Linked DNA regions of Homo sapiens: region 1 is linked to region 2. Evidence: read pairs that join two places in POLR2A ChIA-PET (ENCODE). Cell type or tissue: OCI-LY7. All regions are shown on one strand. Each heading gives the region's core, and the rest is flanking DNA. Links, peaks and the distances in the headings are about the cores only.

The links. Peaks named below come from ENCODE experiments on the same cell type or tissue, not always from the same donor. Only the 100,000 strongest peaks of a DNase experiment are listed, where the experiment ranks them.
Region 1: POLR2A ChIA-PET joins it to region 2 with 5 read pairs; 2 of 35 experiments call an interaction of 5 or more read pairs at or near these places.

The regions. Positions count from the first base shown.
Region 1 is chr1:174,972,861-174,977,260 of GRCh38, forward strand. RABGAP1L (RAB GTPase activating protein 1 like) reads left to right here. Exons shown (of 26, transcript NM_001366446.1): 22 at 3,218-3,322. Among named protein-coding and RNA genes, the nearest start is that of RABGAP1L-AS1, 21 kb to the left of the region's middle. In OCI-LY7, for the core only: no CTCF peak of the experiment used is centred there; no DNase peak of the experiment used is centred there.
Region 2 is chr1:176,199,185-176,203,584 of GRCh38, forward strand. All of the region lies in intron 1 of COP1 (COP1 E3 ubiquitin ligase), which reads right to left. Among named protein-coding and RNA genes, the nearest start is that of COP1, 5.9 kb to the right of the region's middle. In OCI-LY7, for the core only: no CTCF peak of the experiment used is centred there; a DNase peak (open chromatin) is centred at 4,197; H3K4me3 peaks cover 2,651 bases; H3K27ac peaks cover 2,098 bases.

The DNA of each region.
Region 1 (4,400 bases), core at 74-4,073, 1.2 Mb before region 2:
AAAAAAAAAAAAAAAAAATTATGGTGAAGGCTTTATAATTTGGGCTCAAAGGTAGAATTTGAAAGGCTTTATAATTTGGGCTCAAAGGTAGAATTTGTGTTTAGCATTTCATTCATTAACATTAAAATTAATTCCTACTTAAGTGAGGTATAGTGGTTGGCTGTACAAAAATTCAAAAGACCACTGTTAGAGGGATACTCAAGTTATTTCAGATCTGGCCCTACTTTGATGAACAGAACAATTGCTCCTACTTTTCTGTTTAACATAAGAGGAGAAACTGTGAATTAAGCTTCCTGGAAAACTGGACTCTTCCCTATAGGACCCACAACAATTGCTGCAGATGTTGTATATGGTAACAGTAGAAATAAGTGAAGTTGCCTTAATCTTGACCTAATGAAGACTGTTCAGCAGAAAATGTGCAAATAAAAATAATAGGTCTTCTTAGCATAAACATTTAGGTGTTTTTGAAAAAAATTCCTCGGGGAAGTGTTTTTCCCCCTTTTCTTTTCTTTTTCTTTCATTTCTTTTTTTTTTTTTTTTCTTTGAGACAGTCTAGCCCTGTAGTCCAGGCTGGAGTGCAATAGTGCGATCTTGGCTCACTGCAACCTCTATCTCCTGGTTTCGAGCAATTCTCCTGCCTCTGTCTCCTGAGTAGCTGGAATTACAGGTGCCCAAAACCATGCCTGGCTGATTTTTGTATTTTTAATAGAGACGGGGTTTCACCATGTTGGCCAGGCTGATCCCGAACTCCTGGCTTCAGGTGACCCACCCACCTCAGCCTCCCAAAGTGCTGGGATTACAGGCGTGAGCCACCGCGCCTGGCCAGCATTTACTTTAAAACATTTTCATAAAATGTTAAAATTTTAGATGGCTCTCCAAGAGACCAAACTGAAAAAAAAACATTTATTTCAGTATCATGATGAACATTATGAAAGGATCAGTCTGTTCACAAAGTGGAAATTGCTGTGGGTCCTGTAAGAGGAAGGCTTAGTTGCAGTCTTCTTTATTAGCAGGGCTCAAACATTCTGGGGTAGAACTTGAACCAGTGGGCTGCAGTTACAGGGAGAGAGTTGGTTCAGTTTTTAAGAACACTGAAATGAGCAGTACAATTGTTTTTTGTTTTTTTTTTTTTTTTTTTTTTTTTTTGAGACGGAGTCTCGCTCTGTCGCCCAGGCTGGAATGCAGTGGCAAGATCTCGGCTCACTGCAAGCTCCGCCTCCTGGTTTCACGCCATTCTCCTGCCTCAGCCTCCTGAGTAGCTGGGACTACAGGCACCTGCCACCATGCCCGGCTAATTTTTTTTGTATTTTTAGTAGAGACAGGGTTTCACCGTGTTAGCCAGGATGGCCTCGATCTCCTGACCTCGTGATCAGCCTGCCTCGGCCTCCCAGGGTGCTGGGATTACAGATGTGAGCCACCGCACCCGGCTGTACAGCTGCTCTCAAAGTGCCACTCTGTGCCTATCTGTCAGAGACTTTGGGGAGGGTCTCCCTGCTTTGTGAGTAACCTCAGTCAGTCATCTGGCTTGGGGCTCTAGAATGGAAGCTTTGTGCTTCCATGGTTTATTTATTTTTCTCTTTTTGTTTTCTTTTAAAATGCCGTACTTTATGCCACATCCTTTCATGATGTACATCAGGTGACTTACAACTTATGAAAACTTGACTTGCAGTGTTCATATTGCATTCTCAAGGTCTACCTCTCATTTTAGTTGTTAATTTGCTGTTAGATTTTCCCCCCTAAAATCTAATGCATCAGAGCAATTTTTAGAGTCTTAAAGACTTTTAAGGGACTTTTTCGCCTTAACTACCCAACGGTTTCAAATGATCTGCAAACAAAGCTCTAACCACTGGGCTATGAGCCATCAGGAGCCAGAAGACAGGGCAAGCAGAGCAGCTGGAATGCAGTTTCTCTACAGTCACCAGCAGACTGTGCTGGCCTGGCCATCTGGACATGCAGGAGATATGGCAGAAAACAGACAGAAGGCCGCTTGGCCAGTCCTCAGCAGACTGGGCTGGCCTGGCCCATCTGGACATGTGGGAGATATGGCAGAAGACGGACAGAAGGCCACCTGGCCAGTTTTCACCATTATTTGGATAACATTTTGCTGCTGTCAGCCAGGGATAGCTTCTTCACATAATCACCTCTCCTCTGTGTCTGGGTTCTCTCTGCTGAACTCATCCTGTGGCCTTCTGCCATCTCCACTGCATGCAGTCTGCATCTGCAATGATTTAGCCACACCTCTTCATTCACCAAGTACTTAGGGAGCACCTATTCTGTACTTGGCATTGGGCTTGGTGCTTGGGATAGAGTGATGAGCAAAAGAGATATAGTTCTTGTCTCCTGGAGCTTAAAGCCTAGTGGGCAAGACAAATAAATCCCATGTGTAAGTTGTCATTACAGTCCTATTAAGGGAAATATGAGAGATTTAGATAGGGGAGCTAACTTAGATGAGGGTGAGTGGGCCAGGGCTGAGGGCATGCTTCATTGCCATGTGAACTTGAAGCCGAGGCCTAAAAGGTGAGAGCCTGACGTGTTAAATAGACATCATCATTCTAGAAATATGATCTTTTCTTCCTGGGTTCCTGGTCCATATTTCCATTTTCTTCATGGCTCTCTCTATCATGGGTTTTTGGTCTTGATTTCTCCTTACTAGACTCACTGCCCTGTGTGAGTGGCCATGTGGGCAGGTTTACCTCAGCTAGTCTTTGAATTTGCCACCTAACTGTTGTCCTCAGACCACCCTGTCTGCTCCCCTCTCTGAGTCAACCCCCATTCTCCACCAGTTGGAAGTTTCTGTGTGAGGCTCTACCCCTTCATCAGATCCATCTACACAGAGTGAGTGCTGCTGTAACATCTAAAAATCTGTAAGAAGCATTTAGAAGGAGGATGGACTTTGATGTTATTCAAATCTGAATTCAGATCATGACTCTATTAGATGTGTGACCCCAGACAGTTTGTTGGATCTTTCCAAACCTCACTGTCATAATCTGTAAAATTATTGTTGGTGTGTGGATTAGAAATAATGTGTGCCAACTAGATGGCACATAGTTGGCATTCAGTGAAAGCAGCCATCGCTTGGTTGAGCTAGGAGGGAAAATAATGACTTGCAATAATTTTGGAACAGCAACTGAAGATTGGGTTTGGAGAAGATTTCCACACACTTTCTTTACCCTCTGTATGACTGTGATGTATGACTGTGATGCACCATGATTTGCAGGCAGAAGACAAGGCAGATGTGTTGAATAAAGAGCTCCTTTTGACCAAACAGAGGCTGGTGGAGACTGAAGAGGAGAAGAGGAAGCAAGAGGAAGAGACTGCCCAGGTAAAAGGAATAATATGTAGGCTTTTCTTTACAAAGGTATGTTGGTAGGGAATTAACACTATAAAAAAGAAGGAAAATTAAATTTCTTCTAAATCAAAGGTGATGTTAAAGCAGTAATGTAAGTAGTTGAGTGTACTTACTCAACATTTTTGTTCAACATTTCTGACATTTTTTTTTTGAAGGGTGTTAAAAGAGGAGGCAGTATTTCTACCCTTGAACAGCTTTTAGGAATTTGCCTTTACTGAGATATTTAGCAAGAGTGTTGAGTTTTCTCTAAGTTTAGTAACTTGGAATTATGATCCAAGAGCTTTGACAAATCTGCAAATTTTGTGTTGTATCTCCAAGATAATTGACTTCTCTGAAGTAGTTTATGAGCATTGTTAAACCGAAAGCCTACAGAGATCTCTGCTGGGAGTTGCCACACAGCCCCTGCCGCAATCAGTCACACTTCATTTTCCTGATTCACACCTTAAGCAGCATCAGTATTCCTGGCTAAGCTTTCAAACCTATTTCCTGGGGGAATATAAAGAAACATTTTGGGAACCAGCCTTGAAGTTAGCACCCTACACTCTTCATGGGAGCTGTAAGGCTAATTAGCCAGAAAATGCCACCAGTGCAAAGCAGTATAGGATAGGGGCAGAGAGGCCTATGGGCCCAAGGAATTGGAGCTTTCCGCTTCCCCAAGGAAGAACATGCTGCTTCATCAGTGTTTTCTACCCCTGTCAGTCCCAGCCAGGGGCCTGACACAGATTAGATTATGAGTCAGAGTTTCATCACAAACAATTGAAGTCTTCTGCCAAGAGTGTGTTTGAATTTTACTAATGTAGCTAACTTATAAAGTGAGGAAGCATCTCAAATCGTGATTAGCTTATTTTAATGAGTTTCATTCTGAGACATCAGTAATACTAAACTTAAAGCACAGCATAAAGCATTTCAAGGATCTACATCCAAGCAACCAGAAAAAAAGTTCCACTAAAGTTACATGTGGAGGAATGTGTCATTTAGCACCTTCCAGACTTTATAAAAAGTGTTCCATGGTTTCTTTTTCCTTGGAATCTGATTTAATGAGTCTTTGGCA
Region 2 (4,400 bases), core at 285-4,284:
CGGGCGCCTGTAATCCTAGCTACTCGGGAGGTTAAGGCAGGAGAATTGCTTGAACCCAGGAGGCAGAGGTTGCACCAAGCTGAGATCGTGCCACTGCACTCCAGCTGGGGCGACAGTATGAGACTCCCATCTCAAAAAAAGATAAAAAAGAAATGCAAAATGGTAGAGGCAGTTTTTAAAAAGTTTTGCAGTTTATTTTAAAACTAAACATACACTTGGCAGAGAACTCAGCAATTCACTACTAGATATTTTTACCCTAAAAATGTGAAGACGTGTCTGCACAAAAACCTGAATGCTTACAGAATTTTCTAAATAATAGCCAAAAACTAGAAACAAGTCAAAAATCTTTTAACTAGCAAATATATAAGCAGTTCATGTTATATCCATATAATGGGATAATACTAAGCAATTAAAAGAAAAAAAACAGTACACTCAACATCATCAGTGTATTTCAAAACATTATACCAAACGAAAGAAACCAGACACAAAAGACTACCGACTAAAGGACTCCATTAATATGAAATTCCAGAAAAGGCAAAATGACAGCAATGCAAAGCAGATCACTGGTTGCCAGGTGTTAGGTGTGAAGGTAGACACAGAGTATGAAGTGCTGGCAAAAGTGAACTTTCTGGAAATGTATCATATCTTCATTAGGGTGGTGACTGCACAGGTGTATTCATGTGTCAAAACTCATTCAACTACACACTTATGACCAGTGACTTATTTTATGCAAATTATAACTTAGTAAAGCTAATTTTAAACAAAATCAGCCTCTAAATAAAGGCAAGGAAATGGGTGGTTAACTTGGGTAACCATTTGTAATAGTGGTTAAGAACCTGACCTCTGAGCCAAATTGTCTGAATATAAATACTGGTACCACCATTATTAACCGTGTAACTGAGACAAGTTATATAACCTCTATGGGCCACATTTCCTCATCTACAAAATGGGAACTATAAGAGTATCTACAGCAAACAGTTGTTGTGAAGATTAAACAAGTAACGTAAAACCTTTAAAATAGTGCCTGGCAAATAGCAATTTATATTTGAGCACTTATTATTATGAGTATTTGTCCCAAACTAATTGTCAGTACAACACATTCCATCTTCACTTGAGTGGACTTGGCATTTATGAACGTTTGAGTTTCAAATATCTAAAAGAACCCCCAAAACAGTCGTAATTTTTACAAAGCCTACTTTGTCTCATTATCTCTATTTAGAGCCAAATGCCCATCTGTGAATTAATACTAAAGACAGAGGATTCCAATGCACTAGACACTTGAGCATGGATCATGTGTTCCAATTCTGAATTTGGGGAAAAAATGTACCACCCCAAACCACACAGATTAGGAAAGAAGGATGGATTCCCAATGGTTACACCAGAAATACAATAAACAGAAATCAGATCACCTACTGCATTCTATGTTTCACTTTATATAGAAACAGAGGCAAAATCAGTTCATAAAACTTAATTGTGAAAAATGAAAGGACAACTAACATATTTTAAGTATAAAGAAAAACATGTTACTCTCAGTGAATATATTGTTTGAGAAAGTACCAACCTATCTGAATAGAACTTGGCTCATACACACATAAAGAAAGAGGACAAAGAACAAGTAAGGTGGAGGGCAAAGACAAGTCTGCACAAAAACCTGAATGCTTACAGAATTTTGTCCTACATACAACATCACATATAAAAACAGATCAAGAACTTTAAAAACAATTTAGCAGAGTTTCACTACATTGCCCAGGATGGACTCAAACTCCTGGAGCTGAGACTACAAGCATGCACCATCATGCCCAACTTAAAAAACATTTTATTTGGTATACAGGTTGAATATCCCTAATCTGAAAATCTGAAATCCAAAATCATGCAAAATCAAAAATTTTTTCAGTGCCAACATGACTATCAGAGGAAATGCTCACTGGAGCATTTTGGATTTCAGATTTTTCAGATTAAGGATACTAACCTGGTAAATATAATTTAAATATTCTAAAATTCGAAAACAAAAACCAAAAAAACCCCTAAAATCCAAAACACTTCTGGTCTCAAGCACTTCAGATAGAGGATACTCACCCTGTAATACAAATTTTAACAGGAAAAAGACGATGGGCTAATTCCACCGTCAAAAAAGCCTTTCCTCCCAAGCTGTGGAAGTTTTCTGAGGAAAAGGGTAGCAGGTTAAAATAATTATATAAAATATGAAAAAATCACCATTAAGAAAAAACATACACATACAAGAAGGAAAAGTAAGCAACAAGGTTTAAGGCTACAGTTACTTTAATCAGTAACAGTTCTTAGATGGAACATATCCACCTATGTAATGTTGGCTCATTATCAGAAAAGGTATAAAGATTTGTAAAAGGAAAAGATAACTGCTTATCAACACATTCTTTAGTAATGAACTACTATTGCACAAGTACCTTCTTCTCAATTTATAGACTACAATTCCAAGTTAATAGTCTTCCTATCCTGTTTCATGATCATCTATTTTCTCTACCATTTAATTCACCCATAGAAGTCTCCTGCTACCATTGATGCTGATGCCCCACCATCTGATAGTCCACAGGTCTGACAGTACCAATAGGTCTGATAAAATATGACATCATCTCCTGCAGAGTATGTTTCATCATTGACATCCAAATGGCACATGTATTATAAAGCAAAAGAAGCATCAAGTTTGACTTTTGCAGATTCAAATAAGTTCTTGACAGATATTACTATAATAATATAATAAATGCTGGTTTATTCCAGTAACTGAACATGCTTTTAACAGCTCTTTAAATTATATTTAGTCCTATATTTATAAGCTCACAATGGTCTAAAAAGAAAAGTCACTTAAACTTTCCACTTTCCTATCAGAGGAAATTCAGTCCTATAATTCAGTGACTTTAAAAAAAATTTTACCAGTGTACCCAGTGAGAAATACATTCCACATACATTGCTGCACAAACTGTTACTGTCTTTATTACGACAGATTCTATGATACGTTCTAGTTCACTTTTTTTTTTTTTTTTTTTTTGGAGACAGGGTCTCACTTTGTCGTCCAGGCTGGAGTGCAGTGGTGTGATCATAGCTCCCTGCAGCCTCGACCTCACAGGCTCAAGTGATCCTCCCATCTCAGCTTCTTGAGTAGCTGGGACTACAGGCACAAGCCACCACACAGGCTAATTTTTGTATTTTTTGTAGAGATGGGGTTTCGTCATGTTGCCCAGGATGGTCTCAAACTCCTGGGTTCAAGTAATCCTCCTGCCCTGGCCTACCAAAGGGCTGGGATTACAGGCGTGAACCAAGGTGCCCACCCTCACTTTTTAATAGTCTGAAAAACAGAGCCACGTGTTTTTCAGACTATTAAAAATATCCTGGGATTACAGGTGGTGGCACCCGTCTCTAATCCCCGCTGCTTGAGAGGCTAAGACATGAAGATTGCTTGAGCCCAGGAGTTTGAGACTAGCCTGGGCAACATAGGGAGAGCCCTGTCTCAAAAAAAGGAAAAAAAAAATTGGAAACCAGTTATATTAACAAGAATGGTCAACAGGCTTCATTTTTAGTGCTAAAATGTAATTAATAGGTAATGGCTATATATTGTACTATGCATAGTCCATTAGAGTATTTAACATCTGCCATGGCACTAAGAAAAAGGAATGGTACTAACATCTGTCATGACACTAAGAGAGGCAATGATACCAGGTTATGATATTATAATTACACAGTTAAAAGCCATTCTTCGAATTAAATCATGAGCTCCTTAAGAAGAGAGAATCTTAGTTTAACACAAAATAGGCAGTCACATATTTACTGAATGGTAGATCTATTTAATGTAGATCCTAACTATTTTCTATCAAGCAGATGATTAAAAGTCAACCTTCTCGGCCGGGCGCGGTGGCTCACGCCTGTAATCCCAGCACTTTGGGAGGCAGAGGCGGGCGGATCATGAGGTCAGGAGATCGAGACCATCCTGGCTAACACAGTGAAACCCCGCCTCTACTAAAAATACAAAAAATTAGCCGGGCGGGGTGGCCGGCGCCTGTAGTCCCAGCTACTCGGGAGGCTGAGGCAGGAGAATGGCGTGAACCCGGGAGGCGGAGCTTGCAGTGAGCCGAGATCGCACCACTGCACTCCAGCCTGGGCAGCAGAGCGAGACTCCGTCTCAAAAAAAAAGAAAAAAAGTCAACCTTCTCATAAAGAGCTTACTATCTACATGCAAACGTATACTTCTGCTGCAAGAATGGCTGGGACTTGCAGAGGTAGAAAACTTCATTTGAGATAGCTGGAAAAGCTAATACAAAGGCAGTAGTTATAGAATTGTTTAAAAAAGGAGTCCGTATAAAAAACAGAAGTCATCTTTCAAATACAGACCAGACTCACAGTCTAGTTAAATGAACCGTAAGAAAATTTTG